2 separate regions of the Mus musculus genome follow, and region 1 is linked to region 2. Evidence: chromatin loops called from intact Hi-C (ENCODE). Cell type or tissue: left cerebral cortex. All regions are shown on one strand. Links, peaks and the distances in the headings refer to the core of each region. The heading gives the core; the rest is flanking DNA.

Evidence for each region. Hi-C counts contacts between places; a loop is a spot of excess contacts. Peaks named below come from ENCODE experiments on the same cell type or tissue, not always from the same donor. Only the 100,000 strongest peaks of a DNase experiment are listed, where the experiment ranks them.
Region 1: a loop joins it to region 2, with 2.6 times the contacts of the local background. A loop is called at or near these places in 2 of 42 quality-filtered maps.

What each region holds. Positions count from the first base shown.
Region 1 is chr9:31,408,710-31,416,709 of GRCm38, reverse strand. It overlaps Nfrkb (nuclear factor related to kappa B binding protein), which reads right to left. Exons shown (of 26, transcript NM_172766.3): 18 at 7,314-7,437; 19 at 6,786-6,865; 20 at 6,432-6,646; 21 at 6,073-6,343; 22 at 5,321-5,533; 23 at 1,926-2,693. Among named protein-coding and RNA genes, the nearest start is that of Nfrkb, 27 kb to the right of the region's middle. In left cerebral cortex, for the core only: no CTCF peak of the experiment used is centred there; a DNase peak (open chromatin) is centred at 4,735.
Region 2 is chr9:31,920,876-31,931,095 of GRCm38, reverse strand. No RefSeq gene overlaps it. Among named protein-coding and RNA genes, the nearest start is that of Barx2, 13 kb to the right of the region's middle. In left cerebral cortex, for the core only: CTCF peaks have their summits at 5,050 (motif pointing right) and 6,229 (motif pointing right); a DNase peak (open chromatin) is centred at 5,065.

The DNA of each region.
Region 1 (8,000 bases), core at 1-8,000, 510 kb after region 2:
GTTGTTCTTTCTGACACCATGTAGAGTGATGTCTCTGGAGCTACCCATGTGTACTGCTAATACTGTCTACCTTCCAGGTACAGGTGAGATTTGGCATCCAATGACTTTATAATAAACTGTCTAGTTTCTGATGCTGATTTTCCTACAAACTCTTCAGAGTCCTCTTCTCCCAACCACAAGAACAGACACTTCTCCTGAGATGTTGCTCTCATGTTATCTAGGTATCAAGACAACTTTCTTAGTTTTTCTTTTTTATTATTTTACTTTTTCATACAATATGTTCTCTCTTCTCCAAATTCTACCCACCCAACTTCATATTCTTTCTCTCTTATAAAAACAAATTTAAAGCACAAAAACATTAAAAATGAACAAAAATGAAAAAAAAAAAAAAGAGGTAAGAGAGCACACTGGGCTCAGTGAATGTCCTGGAACTCAGGAAGCTAAGGTGCTCTGTCTACAGAAAGCTCACGTCAGCCAGGAACATAGCAAAATCACCAAGAAAGAAAAGAAACAAAACCGAACCTAAGGTAAGATCAAAGGAAAATATTTTTCTATAGCAGTATGGCTAAAAGCCAAAGCCTTGAGCCCACTAGGCAACCACACTACCACTGAGCTACTTCTCCAGTTCCAAACTGGAAGAAAATACTTCCTATGCACATAAAAATATGTAGCTGACAGTCTTTTTGGCAGCACAGTTAATGTCAAAACTTTCAACACACATTATCTTACAGTAGACCACTGCTGTGGCGCTAACAGCGGTGGAAACAGACCCTCAATAGAGCTGATGGACAACTACTACATCACTAAAAAGGACATGGTCGATAGCTGAGACATTCTTAACTACATGCACACGCATGGAATGCTCAGGATAAGGACTAGAAGGATAGATACATTATTCGTTAGCTCTTGTAAGAACACAACACCAGAAGGGAAAGGAAACTTTGTACTTTACCCTATACTTCTGATACTGTCCTTTGTTTTTAATTTGGGGGGTTGGGAGTGGGAATGTTAAGACAGGGTTTTCTCTTGTGCATCTTTGGCTGTCCTAAAACTAACTCTGTAGACCAAGCTGACCTCAGACTTAGAGATCCATCTGTTTCTGCCTTCCACATGATAGGAGTAAAGGTGTGCACCATCACCTAGTTCTTTGTAATCTGTATGTATGTATGTATGTACGTATATGTGTGTGTGTGTGTGTGTGTGTATATATATATATGCATGCATGCTACACTTTTGTAAATTGCATTCCAAAAACAATAGCCTAAATCTGTAAGTCAAATGGAGTGATATGGATAGTTCTCAGTCTCCTAAGGGACAGGGGCTGACCCTAAACAACTTCCCCTTGCTGGTCTTACATGCCTGCAATCCCAACACGTGATGGACTGAGACAGAAAGAGCAAGCAATTTGTAAGGAGCAAGAGTCAAGACCAGCTTAGACACATAGCAAATTCTAAGCCAGCCTGGGCTACGTAGCAAAACCCTGTTGTCCTGGCTCAGTTTATACCAACTTAACACAAACTAAGTGCCATCTGAAAGGAGAGAACTCATCTGAGAAAAATGCCTCCAAAGTCCCAGCTGTAAAACGCTGCCTTAGTTATTGATGGGGAGGGCCCCAGCCCATTTTGGGTGATTCCATTCCTGAGCTGGTGGTAGTTCTGGGATCTAAAGAAAGCAGGTTAAGCAAGGCAGTAAGTAGCACCCTTCCATGGCCTCTAGGGTCCTCTCCTGATTGAATTCCTGTCCTGGCTTCCTTCAATTATGAATAGAAATGTGGAAGTGTAAGCCAAATAAAACAACCCTGTCCTCCCCAAGTTGCTTTTGGTTATGGTGTTTCATCACAGCAAAAGAACCCCTAAGACACGCGTCTCTTCCCAGAACAGTTTCTTGAGCAGAGGGCTAAAATCTTTACCATCAACATTACTCACAGACTGGGATGTGGACACAACTGTAGTGTTAACAGGAACCTGTCGCACGGTGGGGGCTCCAGTCCCGATGCTGATGGGGGTGCTTGTTGCCCCAGAGGCCACAGCCACAGTCTTTGACACAGCGGCATTTATACTGGGTAAGGACACCGTTGAAGAATGGACAGTTCCAGACCCTCCAGCAACAGAGGCTCCTTGCTTTGCATGTGCTGCAACAGTAATGGTCTGGCCTGCTTTAGGGGGCATCACTCCCAGCCCCTGCACGATGCGGATTGTGGCGGCAGGTTTTGCTTCTGAAGAGGCCACTGTGTTCTTTCCCTTCTGATCTGCCACACTTACACCAAGAGCTGGCATCAAGCGAAAAGCTGAATTTGCAGTTTCTGTCGGCTTGAGATCAGGAGTTACTTTGACCACAGTAGTACCTGCTGGAGCTGATGAAGGGACACTGGCTGAAGGGGCCTTGGCAGGGCTGTCAGCCGCGTGGACAGGGTTGGAAGTAACATGCAAGGTAGCAGAGATGCCTTTGCCTGCAGTGCCACTTCCTGCTCCAAAGAGGTCCTGAGTCAGTTTGACTGTGGTAACCTGAGACTTGGCCAATGTGGCCATCATGTCTGGAGTGATTCTCAAAACCGTCTGGCCCTTGGCATCTGTGGTGATGGAAGAAGGCGGCAGGCGCAGTACATCCTTACCCTGGATACGGAAGTTTGTGGCTGTGAGTGGAATGCTGCTGCCTGTCTGGGGCTTCACACCAAGCTGTCCAGTGATCGACACCTAGATGGGAAAACAGAGTACAAAGAGATTCACAGTGCTAAACTGGTCATCAGCAAGACCAGGCAAATGTCTACCCATGGGCATACACTTCATGTATCTCTAACATTTCATTTTGAAAAACGGTAAACACAAACAAAAGTAAAGAAAAATGTAATAAGCCATATAACCTTTACCCAGCTTCAAATATCATTACTTTGTCAATCTTATCTGTCCTTTCCTGGCTTTATAAGGCAATGGAAGAGATTTGAGCTGGAATTTTCAGAGTTACCAGCAGCAGCATGGATACATGAGGTTTAATAAAGCAGACATGCCCTCACAAAGGATGTTAAATCCAGGGCCTCACCACTGAGCTACACCTACCAGCCCACACCATAAGAACTGGGATATTTTAAAGTATATCAAGATACATTATTTTGTGATTTTATATATATATATATATATACACACACACACATATACATACATACATATATATGTGTATATATATACATATATATATATATACACACACACACACACACACACATATATATATTATATGTGTGTGTGCATGTATGTGTGTGTGTGTGTATTTACAGAGGCGGGGAGGGAGACATAGTTATGTAACTTAGCAAAGGTTTTGGTTTTTTTTTTCCTTAAGCTAAAAACACTAACCACAATGCCCTCACCACGCAGCAAGTACTATCAGCACACACATTCCTGCCTGTCCTTCTCCATCTCCCTACAATCCTCTGGTATGCTAAATCCATCTATTTACAACAAGCCCACCAATTTTGAGCAACAGTGGTGCACCAGCTCCAAGAAGGGGGTTCTGGAACCAGACTTCCTGGATTCATCACTTACCAGCTTCACAGTGCCCAGTAAATAATAGCTTAACCCCTTTGTTCTACTCAATGCCTTTCTCTCAGTGTCCCTTCTACTGGATCACTGCTATTAAAAAACAAAAAACAAAAAACAAAAAAAAACAACAACAACAACAAAAAACAAAACAAAACAAAAAAAAAAAAAACAGGTACAAACGATACTGGCCATTCCAAAAAAAAAAAAAAACCCATCAAATATGATTGATTCACCTGCACACAACACTCTAATCCAAATTATTGCCATCTTTGTCTTTAAATTACTCACTTATTTATTTCCAATTCCTCATCTGCCATTCCCTTTAACAATCCATATCCTGGTCCTAGTCACATCTACTTGACAGTCACACACAGTGATAAGTCTCATCAATACTTTGTACCATAGCCCACCCAGGTGCTGCCCAATCTGCAGGCATACACTAATAATCTCTGTGTCCCATATGGTCCACCCTCCAACTTTATCCTTCTCATAATACCTACCCATTCCATCCATAACCCACAGGAACACTTTTTTTAGATTCACATTCAAGCTACCAGCAAACCACATAAGTTATGTTCACTTCTTACCACATCTAACAAATGCCCTCCAGACCTCTCACCTGGCCCGCTGCAACTGCTCTACATAGTCTCCTTGGTTTTATTCTTGCTCCCCAAAGTGCACTGTATCCAGTAGCTAGGGATTAACTGCAAACCAGTCCCACAGTCTGCCTGTGGCTCACCATCACATTTAAGTGAGCATCAAAGCTCAACACCATGTAAGCACTATCAACCTTCCCAAATGCACTGCTTGTGCACTAATGTGACCACAGTGACTCGGCATGACACATAGTGTTTCTGATGTAAGACACTTACTTTGCAGGTCTACACAGAAAGTATTCTATCTCCAGGTCACCATTATGTGGCACAGCAGCTTCATTCATCTCCTTCAAATCTCACCTCCTCAGAGAAGCCACTTCCCATCACCGTGGCAAAAGTAACCATGACACGGAATCTCCCCTATCTATCATCTCCCTCTCCTGTGACACATGAGCTCTAGCGAGGGGCTTAGTCTGTCTAACAACGCCTACATTCCCCAAAGACAGCATGCGACTGCTGAAGGGAATGTCTGCTTCTTCCTCTGCACACTGGCGTAGTTACACCACCTACCCACAGTGCCAGGACTGAGGCCTGACATCTCTAACCGCACAGTGGGGTAAAGCACGTGCTCTCATCTGCTCGAGTCCTAGATGTCAACTGGCTTCACAATTGTTCTTTACCCTGAGGCAGGGTTTCTCTGTGTGGCCCTAACTGTCCTGGAAATCGCTCTGCAGACCCGGCTGGCCTCGAACTCAGACATCCACCTGCCTCTGCCTTCCAAGTGCTGGAACTAAAAGCACATGCCACCACTGCCCCATGGCTTCACAAGTACAGAGATCAGACTTGCATATTCACAGTGAAGGAAAAAAACAAATATATACTCCACCTTTACAAACGACAAACTGAAAACCCTGCAGTAAAGTATGCCACGGGAGCTAACTGCATAAACTCAGGGAAACTGAAACATAACCCCAAATCTCAGCTACCAAATGCTGAAATACAAGGAAAGAGAAGAACATGAAGGCTGCTCTGCCTCTGAAGGGTCAGAATGTGGTACTCACCTGACAAGTCTCCAAACCAGCAGTCAAAGGTAACAAATCCTTCCCCATAGCACCCAAGCTATTCGGCAATGTCCTACACCATCAGTCATTTGCTGTAGCTTTGGGACCATTTAGAGTCAGGTCCACCTACCTGCTTGATGATGTTCTGTCCTGTGACGTTCTGAATAACGGCTGTGGTGGAGGCACTTGGAGCAGAGTTCCCAGGAGAACTCATGGCTGTCTTGCTCACGGGGCTGACTGCAGCCGGAAGATTCGTCACTGTGAGCCCTGTCTGCCCAGGTCCAGGCCGTTGCACAGAGGCTGCTGCAGTTTGCCCCTTGACTGGAACTGTTGCCATAACTGCCTAGTTCAGGATGTGAAGTCAAGAGACCAATTAGACACCAAAATACTTCCAGCCAAGGAAGCAGGGGCCCTACTTGAATTGACACCGCATTTCCTATATTTGTACAATGTTTGCAATGTTTTACATTCAACATCCTATTTCATTTCCTTATACTGAAAACAAAGGTGATTCTTCGGTTTTACATATAGGGAAGGAAAATGAGACAAAGACAGGACTCTGTCTTGAATCACAAAGGTATGGCAACAGCACAGTGGGAACTCAGAATCACAACCTTTGAAATCTCAGTCCACTTCTACAGAGCCTTGTCCAAGAGTGAAGGTCTTGTTTCCAACATGGAAAACAGAGTACCTAAAAGTACTTTCCCAGCTTTCAACATCTTCCCTGAAGCTCTGAACATTAGATGATTACTTCAATGAGCTTCACTGTCAACACCAACAATATGTGACTTCCAGGTCTTCAAGCTCTGCTTGTTTTGACTCATTAGTCTACCTCTAGGCCCACATGGCCCTGTATCCCAATGGCATGCAGCATCCATTTACCTGGGGTACTACTTTGGTTTGAGTAGCAGTGACTGGCACACGAATCTGTGGTCCTGCTGGCATCTGGGGTAGTGGCTGTGCTGGCCCTACTGACTGCTGGGAAACAGCAGGAAGGCTGGGCTGGGCTACCACCCGAACCTGGGGTAGTCCTGCTGAGCTGGAATGGCTGACAACCCGAGCAGTGGCCTGAGAACTGGGTGGAGTCTGGATGGAAGCTGGGGAAAGCATCGTCCCTAGCTGTGGCATTGTCGGTGAGGACACCAGAAGCACACTGAGGAAAAGCAACAGGAAAAACAAAAAGTCAGGATGTAAGTCTGAAAAGACTCTGAGGGAAGAACTGGGAAGACAAAGGTGCTTACCCTGAACTAGACTGGGCTGGCTCAGAGACCGTGCTAGAGCCACTTCTGTTCACCGCTGACACGGGTGGAGGAGAGATGGGGGTGGGCAATGCTGGCGTGGTGGGTGTTACAGGCGTAACTGGGGTGGGCGGCATGCTAGAGTCACTGAGGCTCATCTGGCTCTGCTCGGAAGGACCGCTAAGGCCCTTCGTGGAGCCCTCCTTATTACTGGACTTCTAGAGAAGAAAAAAACAATCTACCTTAGGCAACATGAACGAAGGCTCCCGAGGCACTGGGTCAGGTGAAAGCCGAGTATCTATGCTACGCTGTCTCACCACAAATCTCTACAGGAAATGCTCTTATGAGGTAACTTACCACCTTGGATGGCGGCTTGGGTTTTTGTTGAAGAGCTTTTCTGGCTTTAGCTGCCGCTGCTTGAGCTTGATGAATCCGTTCTATAAACAAGGATGTTATAAAATTTAGGAAATTTGACTTTGTTAAAAACCAAGGCCTCTCCAAGCAGAAGCTGTAATCCACTCACTTCTTGGAGACTGAAGCAGGAAAACAGTACGGTCAAGGCAGCCTGCTTAGACTCTCTCTCAAATCAAATCAAAACAAACAGTTGGTTGTGATTTGCACAACTGTAAGCCCAGAACTGGGATGACAAAGGTAGATCATCTCAAGTTCAAAGCCAGCTTGGCCCACAGCAAGTTCCACACATCGTCATAGCTGGCTAAACTGCAAGATTCTTTCTCAAAAACAAAGTAAGATAAGCCAGGCCTTGGTGGTGGACTGGATTCTTGTTCCATAACCCTATCCTAACTGAATCCAACAAACAGAATAATAGATATGGAACTGAAAGGCAGATGCCCCCCATTAGTCAGCATACTGAAGGCCTCATACCAAACTCTTCCTCACTCCGGTCACGATGCAGGTAGATCCACAGCTTCCGACCGATGTCATATTTCACACAAGGGTCTTTCTCATAATGCAATCGATCCAGTGCGCCACTCACCACTGTGTTCACCTAAGAACAGAGCAAAGGGAAATGTGAGACAACTCTAACCAGTAGCTACAAAAGCCAGAGAAAAAGCAGACTGGACCTCAACCTAGCTCTGTCCTACCACTGGCTCATCAATCACTCTGAAAAGAATGGTGTACAACTAAGATGCTAAACTCATCTTCACTGTAAGGATCCTGGGAACTAACTAACTGTAGAAACCTTTCTTTTGTTATAGAATAAGGAGGGCTGGAGAGATGACCCAGCAGTTAAGAGCACTTGTTGCTCTTCCAGAGAACCAGTGCTTGGTTCCCAGGATCCGTATCAGATGGCTCCAGCCCTGATAACTCCACCTCCAGGAGATTCCATGCCTTCTTCTGGTCTCCATGGGCACCTACACTCATATGGCATACATTAAAATAGGCACAGGTACACACAAAATTTTTTAAAAATGAATCTTAAAAAAAAAAGACATCTTGCTCTTGCCTTCTTGCTCCCTCTCTGTCCCCTCTCTCTCTCTCCACATGCTCATAACCAGCCTCTACTCCTCTATTCCTTCCCCCCTCCCCCTCTTTCTCTCTCTCTCCTGC
Region 2 (10,220 bases), core at 1,292-9,291:
TTTTTTTTCCCTGCTTCCGGGTTCCCTGGATGATGGACCATAACCTGTAAGGCAAAAGAAACTGCTCTGAAAGTTGCTTTTGATCATGGTATTTATCACAGCAACAGAAAGCAAATTAGGACAGGCCTAAGTAAAGGAGATTGAGCAGAGAGCTGGTAATTTAGCTACTTTGTTGGTTGCTGTGGTAAACTACCTAACAAAAGCAACTTCAGGGGGAAAGGATTTATTTTGATACATGGTTCAAAGGCTCAGTCTATCAAGGTGGGTGGGGAAGCTGTGGTAGCAGAAGCTTGGGGTAGCTGGTCACACCACATCTGCAGGTAGGACTCAGAGATCAGTGAATACTTGTGTTCGGTGAGATATCTTCTTTTCAGATAGCCGTGTTTTGGTGCTCCCATCTTTATTGGGGGGGGGGGTTGTCTTCCCCCTGGAATTAACCTAACCAAGATATTCCATCACAGGTATGCACAGAGGCTAATGCAATCTAAACTATCCCACACAGGTATGCACAGAGGCATATAATCTAATCCCTCACAGGGATGCTTGGAACCATGTCTTCAAGGTGATTCTAGATCCTGTGAAACTGATAATCAATATTAACATCAGATGCACACAGGGGAACATGTTACCTCCTCTCTGCCCCACAATGTCTGGACCCTCACGACCTCTGCAAGCCTCAGAGGAGACTCTTCTGCTAAGAAGCTGCCTGTTAGCTTCAGTGTCCCTCAGTCCTCACCTACGCGGAGTGGACTTTTCAGTAATGTGGATACCTTTGAATTGCTCATGTCCCTGTAAGTAATTCTAATAAACTCATTGGCTCAACAAGGTACACTTGAACAGAATAATTTCTTTTATCTGTGGTTGCTACACTAACTAGAGTTAATAGAAATTTGTTCACATTTCTCCAGGAAAGCCTTATTAACTGTGATTCTAATTTTGTACTCTCAATAGCTTCCAAGTGCCTCTCTGGCCAAGTGGGCTATACATTTGGTTACACAGTACTTACATAATTTTGACTGACTTATTTCAATTAGTGTAATACTTAGAAGACTCATTCACATGTAGAATATATCAGAAGTTTATGCCTTTGTATAGCCAAGTAACATTTCACTGTGTGTATGTAACCTTTGTTGCTTATCTGATTTCCTATTGATATACTTGTGTTCTTTCTATTTTTTTTTTTTAGCCACAATAGATAATGTAGTGAGCATCTGAATATATTTTTGTGTTTCCTCTTTAGGACTATTTTGAGTACATTTCTAGGGCTCTATATCTGGGTGATGTGTGTGCGCTAGTTTGAATGAGAAAGCCCTCCCCCTCCAGTCCCGGTATGTTTGAATATTTAGTTCTCAGTTGGTGGGACTGGGACCGATTAGGATGAGGACTTGTTGGGAGAGGAGTGTTACTAGGGGTGGGCTCGGAGGTTTCAAAAACCCATAGCATTCCCAGTTAGCTCTTTCTGCCTTGTGCTTATAGATCAGGATGCAAGTTCTTAGCTACTTTTCTAACACCATGTCTGCCTGCCTGCCCAACATGCTCTGTTACAATGGCCACGGACACACTTTCTGAAACTGTAAGGCCAATAAGCTCTCTCCTTTTTTTTAAGTTGCCATGGTCATGGTGTCTTAGCATAGCAATAGAAATAACTAAGACAGTGTGGTGATTTTATGTTTAGATTTCTGAGGAACTGCTAGGCTACTTTTATAACAGTTGCGCTGTTTAACTTTCTCACCAACCACATCAAGGCAAGGGCTCTAATTTCTCTACATCCTTACCAACACTGTTTTTTATGGTAACATGTGTGAAGGATTATATGCTTATGGTTTTGATTTATTCATTCTATTTTCCCAATGATGAATAATACTGAACATCTTTTCTGGTCTGGGTTTGGCATTTCTATAATAGCTTTGGAGAAAAATTTATTTAAGCCTTTTTTTTTCCAGACAGGTTAGTTTGGACTGAATTTACTGTCTATCATAGACTGGGCTCAAATTTCTGGCCTTCTTCCTGATTTAGCATCCCAAGTCTTGGGATTATAGGTATGAATCACTATACCTGGATTTTAAATTGTATCATTTTTCTTTGTTTCTTTCTTTCTTTCTTTGTTTTTTGAGGCAGAGCCTCTTTGTGTAGCCTTGGCTGGCCTGGAAGTCCCTGGGTTGTACACTCTGCTGGTTTCCAACTCAGAGAGATCTGCCTGGCTCTAGCATGCTAGGATTAAAGTCATGTACCATCACACCCTGATCTCATATTTTTTGAGGCAATACCTTTCTATCCAGTGGTCTAGGCTTGCTTGAAGTTGCTTTGTAGTCTAAGCTAGACTTAAACTCATGCTTTTCCTGTCCCAGGCCCCCGATGGCTGGGATTATAGGAATGAACACCATGCATGGTTAAACTCAGCCATTCCTGCCGTTGACTTGTTTGCTTTTCTCACATCAGAATCACCCTCAAGGGGGCTGGAGAGATGGCTCAGTGGTTAAGAACACTGACTGCCCTTCCGAAGGTTCTAAGTTCAGATCCCAGCAAGCACATGGTGGCTCACAACCATGTGTAATAAGATCTGACACCCTCTTCTGGTGTGTCTGATGACAGCTACAGTCTTACCTATAATAATAAATAAATCTTTGGTCAGGAGTGAGCAGAGGTTCTGAGTTCAATTCCTAGCAACCACATGATGGCTCACAACCATCTGTACAGCTACAGTGTACTCATATACATAAAATAATAAAAAAAGAATCCATTGCATACACTAGCAAGATTTTATCGAAAGGACCCAGATGTAGTTGTCTCTTGTGAGACCATGCCGGGGCCTAGCAAACACAGAAGTGGATGCTCACAGTCAGCTAATGGATGGATCACAGGGCTCCCAATGGAGGAGCTAGAGAAAGTACCCAAGGAGCTAAAGGGATCTGCAACCCTATAGGTGGAACAACATTATGAACTAACCAGTACCCTGGAGCTCTTGACTCTAGCTGCATATGTATCAAAAGATGGCCTAGTCGGCCATCACTGGAAAGAGAGGCCCATTGGACACGCAAACTTTATATGCCCCAGTACAGGGGAACGCCAGGGCCAAAAAAATGGGAATGGGTGGGTAGGGAAGTGGGGGGGAGGGTATGGGGGACTTTTGGAATAGCATTGGAAATGTAATTGAGGAAAATATGTAATAAAAAATATTAAAAAAAAGAATCATCCTCAAGTCTTGCAGATTCAAACTTCTGAAAATGACTCCCATCTCTCCTGTCACTTCATCTCCATTCCTTCAGAAAGTAGCCATTACTCACTGGCCTTGCTGTGGGTGCTCCTTAACTGGTCCCCGATCCCTCTCTGCTCCTCTCACATGTACACTTGTGCGAGTGCTTACATCACTCCCTTGCTGGGGAGTTTTCAGGGTAAGGGTAAATTGATGCTAATGTACAAGGTGCTATGGTCCTGGGCTGCTCTTCTCTCCTCGGCCTCTCCTGACCTTGCCATCAGTAACTACGCTCTCTCTAGAACTACACATGTCACCTGTAGACCACCCAACAGTTTGCTTCACTTGCCTCTCGACTTGGGATGTTTCTCTTGCCCCCTCCTTGAACAATTTTCACATTTCATTCACTTCATGCTAACTCACAATCTTCCTTCAGGCCTTAGCTCGGATGCAAAAGTGTGGGTTTTTTTCATCCCCGTTTCTGTGATTCTTCCATGATCTTCTCTAAGACGGAGCTATAACTGGACTAGTTTCGAACATACCACCTTGGGTATAGGTAGCGGCTTGCTGATTCATTTGCCTGCTATTCTGAGGAAGGAGTGTCCATTTTTTACCCATGTTTACCCATACTTCCAACCCCACCATTCCTGAGACAGAAATGATGCTCAACAAATAATTAAGTAAATTACCTCTTTATTAGAGTTTTGTCCATTTTCTCTAGCACAGCCATGCTTGTGAGAAGGCAGTGTAAAAGGAAAATGCTGTATTGAACAATGTGCTATTAAATATCAAGAAACAACAATGTTCCCAAACCCGGTTATCTGATTGGCTAAGCAGCCACTAAGAATGCAGGACCCAAGCCAGCTTCTTAATGATTATCCACAGTGCTTTGTAGTTTGCGCTGGTTTCAGCCAGCCACATGAACTAGAGCTCAGCTCTGAAATGTTCGGCAGGACTGGATGGTTGTAGTGACATACAAACTTGCTTTTCATGCCTGGCCAGACTGGTTAGCTTGGTATGTCCTATTGCAGGGCAGGAGAGAATAAGGAAATAGGCATTTCATGTGAAAAAGTCCTGTCACTGCTGCCAACTCAACAGTGTCTTAGTCATTTCTAAGGCCAGAGCTTTTTCTTCAGGTTAGAAAAGCTGAGATGTTTTCAGTCTGCCTTGTTCTATGGACATCCTATTATTAATATATTTTTAACCTTACATTTTCCAATTTCAGCCACACTCTCCGTTCCCTTTCTCAGAACGTTTACTGCCGTAGTTAAACGAGAGCAGCTGTGTTTGTAAGTCTAGGGTAATGTGAAATGCATCCAAACTACAGTGTAGTAGGCACATGTACACTAAAATACACTGTAAGGTCACAGTGTAGATCATATTAGAGGTCTGCCAAGTGTACTAATAGAGTCTCTAAGGCTCATTACCTCAGGTCAGTGGGCTTTCAGTATCGGTTGAGGTCCATACATGCAGCTTGGATTTGGTCTCACGCTGTAGCATCAGGGCACAGCCAGGGTTGCCGAGTAGGGTACTGTAAACATTCTTCCTGTATCATGGTCTGCTCCCATATCTTTTGTCAAATACACGTTACAAAGTAGCGTTAAATCACTTAAATGATTTTAGATGACTATTCAAGTCCTTGATGAATTTAAGATCAGCAAACAGCCTTCCCGGCCACATCTAAAGCTGGTTCCGGATATGGGAAGTGCAGTGGTTAGTGATGCTACTGACACAGTTCTATATAGTCTGCTCCACCACAAGCCTCAAGGGTCGCTGGAGAACGGAACAGAAGTTAGCGCTGACGTCAGCGCTTCAGTGGCTGTCTTCAGGCGCATTCCCGTGTCCTGCCAATAGAGGGAGCCGTGATTCCACCGCAAGCGCGAAGAACGTCCTTGTCCTCTGCCAGAGGGCAGTAACTGCTGCTCTGAGGTCTTGCTGCTGCCTCAGGCTCCCATGGGTTCCAAGCAGAGTCAACAGCTAAATTTGCTTGCTGATTAATCTTTGTCAGGGCCATGCTCAGGGCTGGACGGCTGGCCCGAGAGCGCTCAGAGGAGTTCACAGCAATCCAATTGGCAACCCTTACTCCACATACTTGTCAGCTACCTTTCCTTGCTCATGAAATTTCTGTTGATTTTAAAGGGCAATGGGGACTATTCATATTTAGACTACTTCATAACCGAAGCTTCCTGGCCCATGAGATGATTATATATGTATGTATATATTCCTGTCAGTCTTCTTAATAGTCAAGTAAATTTCAATGTTATCAATGGCTTAGTGTATAAAAAGACAACAAAACTACTGGGCAGGCAAGTGAACAGTAGAAATTATATTTTTTTTTAAACGTAACTGGTACTAATCAGAAAATACTGTCCAATAGAGGGATAGAGGGTATTCTGAACTTGGACAAAAACAAAAACAACAAACAAACAAACAAACAAACAACAACAACAACAAAAAAACCCCAACAACTAGATTTGGGGCTCCACTCTAAAACTTGAGCTGTCTGTAGTCAGCCTAAGGGAAGCAGGTGAGTTCATTTTCCCCAATGTAAAACAGGAGTAGTACACATATTGGTTTAAATACATAGGACTGCTCCAGGCTCCCAGGGAGCAATGCATGCAAAACACTTCTGTAAATGTGTTATGCAAATATAAGATAGTATTAAAGTACACTTTTCATTAAGTATACAACTTTTGCTTCTTCTTCTTCTTTCTTTTTTTTTTTTTTTTTTTTTTTCAGACAAAGCCTCATTGTGGCCTAGAACTGCTGTGTGGACTAAGGTGGCCTCAATTTTACATTGATCTGCTAACCTCTGACTCCAGAGTGCTGGGATTAAAGCTGTGTGCCACTATGTCTAGCTATTAACTATACAATTTTTTAAAAAGATTTATTTATTTATTATATGTGTGTATACTGTAGCTGTCTTCAGACACTTTTTCTTCTCTCTCCAGCCCTGCTCACTCTGGCCCAAAGATTTATTTATTTATTTATTATATATAAGTACACTGTGGCTGTCTTCAGACACACCAGAAGAGGGCGTTAGATCTCATTACAGATTGTTGTGAGCCACCATGTGGCTCTTAACCACTGATCCATCTCTCCAGCCCAATATACAATTTTTAACTTAAATATTTTAAACATTTTAATATTAGAATTTTAAGTAGTCTAAATATTTTAGATATTTTAAAATTTAAATAGTTTTGGGGGAACTACCTTTTAATACATATAGTATATATTGTATATATATATTTATTTTAAATACACAGTATAAAATAAAATAGTAGAAATATTGTTTAAAACTTCAGAAAGGCTAGACAAATCCTGTAAATTTTCCTAGTAAAAATTACTAATTAATATTTGAATATGTTTTGGGACCAGTCTTCATGGACATGCATGTCCATGAACAATATTTCAAAAACTGAATTGTATTTTAGACTACATTGTTTAAATGGATTTTTTCACTCAGTATTAATAATTGACAGTTGTTTATCTTTATGTTGGGCATTGTTTAAATGTTTAAATCCCACAAGGGATTTAAAAGATACACATTTAAACAATGGATTTTACGTGTGTGTAAAGCATGAGAAAACTGAGGCTCAGAAGTGTGAAATAAATGTTGATTTTCCACAATTTAAATGAATCTCGTAATTAACATATGCCTTTCTGCTTAGGGCCTTCCCGTTTTTATTGTGTTGTTTAAAAATGCCAATTCTTACCTGACAAGGCAGGATTTGCACTTAATCCCAGGACCTGGAGGCAGAAGCAGGCAGATCTCAGGAAGTTCAAGGCCAGGCTGATCTACAAAGTGACTTCTAGGACATCCAAGGCTACCTAGAGAGATCCTGTCTCAAACAACAAGCAAAAGAAAAAGGAAACAACCCAAATAACAAGCCAACCCCCACAAACAAACAAACAACAAAACGAACCAAACAAAACACCTCAAAACCCAAAGAAAGGTCAACTCTCACACCCTAGGTGTTAACAGTTTTCAGGCAAGTTCTCCTAGACCAGTGGTTCTCAACTTCTTAATGCTGTGACTCTTTAATATAGCGCCTCATGTTGTGGTAAACCCCCAACCATAAGTGTAATTGTTTTTCTGTGACATAAACGTCTGGTATGCAGGATATCTGATATGCAGGATATCTGGTATGCATATTTGACCCCCAGAGGGGTCGGGACCCACAGGTTGAGAACCACTGTCCTAGAGCCTTATGCTTGGCATTATCACAATTGAGAACCGCAGCTTTGGTTTCAGTTTGTAGACTGAGATTGCCGCATCGTTCTTTGACTTTGACATGGCGCCAAGCTGCCCTCCAGAAGTGTCATACCAGGCCACATGCCCACACACAGAGTGTGATTCACTTAGGCTCTTTTATGTGTGCCTCTGTGCTCCAGAATGCAACCTTGTAAATGGCTTCTCTCTCAGTTTGTCTTTAGGCTCATTTATAGGCTGCTGGCCTCCATGTGTCTGCAGGCAGGTAGGCTATGCTCAAGTTTTGACCGGAGGCCTGGCATTTTCTTTTTTCTTTTCTTTTCTTTTCTTTTCTTTTCTTTTCTTTTCCTCTCCTCTCCTCTCCTCTCCTCTCCTCTCCTCTCCTCTCCTCTCCTCTCCTCTCCTCTCCTCTCCTCTCCTCTCCTCTCCTCTCCTCTCCTCTCCTTTCCTTTCTTTCTTTCTTTCTTCCTTTGATTTTTGGTTTTTTGAGACAGGGTTTCTCTGTATAGCCCTGGCTGACCTGGAACTCACTCTGTAGACCAGGCTGGCCTTGAACTCAGAAATTTGCCTGCCTCTGCCTCCCGAGTGCTGGTATTAAAGGCATACGCCACCACGCCTGGCTGAGGCCTGGCATTTTCATTTTGCTTGTCAGTAATTCTGAGCTTTTTAGGAAATGGTTTTTGTAGCCTGTTCAAGAATAGATTCTCAGGCTGGGCATGGTAGTGCATGCCTTTAATCCCAACAATTGGGAGGCAGATACAGGCAGATCTCTGTGACTTTGAACCAAGGCTAGTCTACAAAGTGAGTACCAGGACACAGGACAGCCAGAACTACACAGAGAAAATATCAAACATAAAAATATATATACATATCATTACACACACACACACACACACACACACACACACACACACACACACACACACACACACACACATTACAGATGGTTGTGAGCCATCATATGGGTGCTGGGAATTGAACTCAGGTCCTCTGGAAGAGCAGCTAGTAGTATTGATACCTGAGCAGTCTTTCCAGCCCTTATTTATTTTTAAAATGGAGCAAGAGTCTATCATACTGAGACTCTAAATAAAGTATTTCCCCATCTCCTGAAAAAAACAAAAAACAAAACAACAAAAAAAACCCTTCTTCCTTCTACTAAGAAAATTGGTTTCTTTGAATTTCATTGTCCCTGGAGCAAAGAACTATTTTTTTCCTCCTTAGGAGATAGAAATACATTAGACAAAACAAAACAGAAACTAGCTCATTAACAATTAACTCTGAATAATTAAGCTATCCAGCGAGTTCTACACAGACATCAGCGTGAGTGATTGTGTGCTCTAGAATATTCAGTAGGAAAGACAGTCACCTCTGACCTCCATACAAAGTTTATGTTGAACGGTATATCAATGATCGTTTCTAATCATCTCTGGCTTTTCCTTTTAGCTTAAAACTATATGCAGATAAGAAAGCTATAAAAATCAGATACAGCCAGGTAATCTGTCCTTAACGTCACAAATCAATATGAAAATGCTTTCTTTTTCTCCTGTGTATTTTCAATGGAGACTCTGTATGCTCTTGCAGATTTCTCAAACAGATCTTCAATAGAGTGCTACAAACCACAGGGTATTTCTTCCTCAAGTAACTTACAGAAAAGGCAAATCAAGACAGTGTCCTCAGAATGGCAGGGTCTTGGGACTCTCTCTCTCTCTCTTTCTCCTTCTCTGGGGGCTGTAGCCACATGATTTATGAAGATAGTGATTTGAAATTCCAGGTATCCGTTGAAGATGTCATATGAGAGGGCTGAAGAAATCAAAATTCTCTGTTGGTCCCAGATTATATTAGATCCTATAGAGAAGCATTCTGTGCGCGAAGGTTCCAGTGAAGAGCCCTGGATAGATATACTTTAGTCGATGAAAATCAAGTGCGGGATTTTGTTACACCGCGGGCACTGTTCTGTGATTGCTGGCACAGCTACTTTTATTTTATTTTATTTTATTTTATTTTATTTTATTTTATTTTATTTTATTTTATTTATTTTATTTCAGCATTCAGGGAATATCAAACAGCATCAGTCCATTGGCTTGCTTCCAACTTCCAGAACACAGAATTCAAACGAGCACGGAATTGTCTCACAGACATGAATAAGACAGCTTCACACCCATTACATTTTGGACCGAAGATCTGTCAGAAAACTTTGCAAGCATTAACTGATAAAAATTGCAACCTCTTTCAGGAATTATGGGCTGTATTCTGGCTTCCAAAGAGAAAACCAAAACCTATGGAGCTATATCCTCTTACTGTCTACTGGAAGAAAACAACTCCTTGTTCTGCCTGTACAAATGAGTAATCAGACTAATTCCCGTTCCCCCCACCCCCTGCGACTTGGCACAATTTCCTTTTGACCTGATTGAATCCACCAGATGTTTTGGCAGCTTCTGGAGACATATCTAAGTAACTTAATAATTGATTTAAGCAAACGTATCAGAATGTGGACTGGCAGTGGAATCAGAGGTTCTCTGTTCTGTAATAACTTTGAATTCCATTAAAAAAAAAAGGCAGTCAGCTTCCATAATTGAAATGAATAGAGAGATTGGCACCATTTTGTTCATTTACTCTGGTAATTTGCAGCCTGTTTAGGTCTTCACCTTCCTATAACTGTTGAAAGAAATGAAGGAAAATCCATAACATCGGAGAAATGGAAAAATTGTCCTGAGGCTGTCTGTTGGAAGTTAAGTAACATGTTTGTCTGCAGAAACATTGCTTGATTAGAAAAGGAGGAGGAGGAGAAGGAGGAGGAAGAGGAGGAGGAAGAGG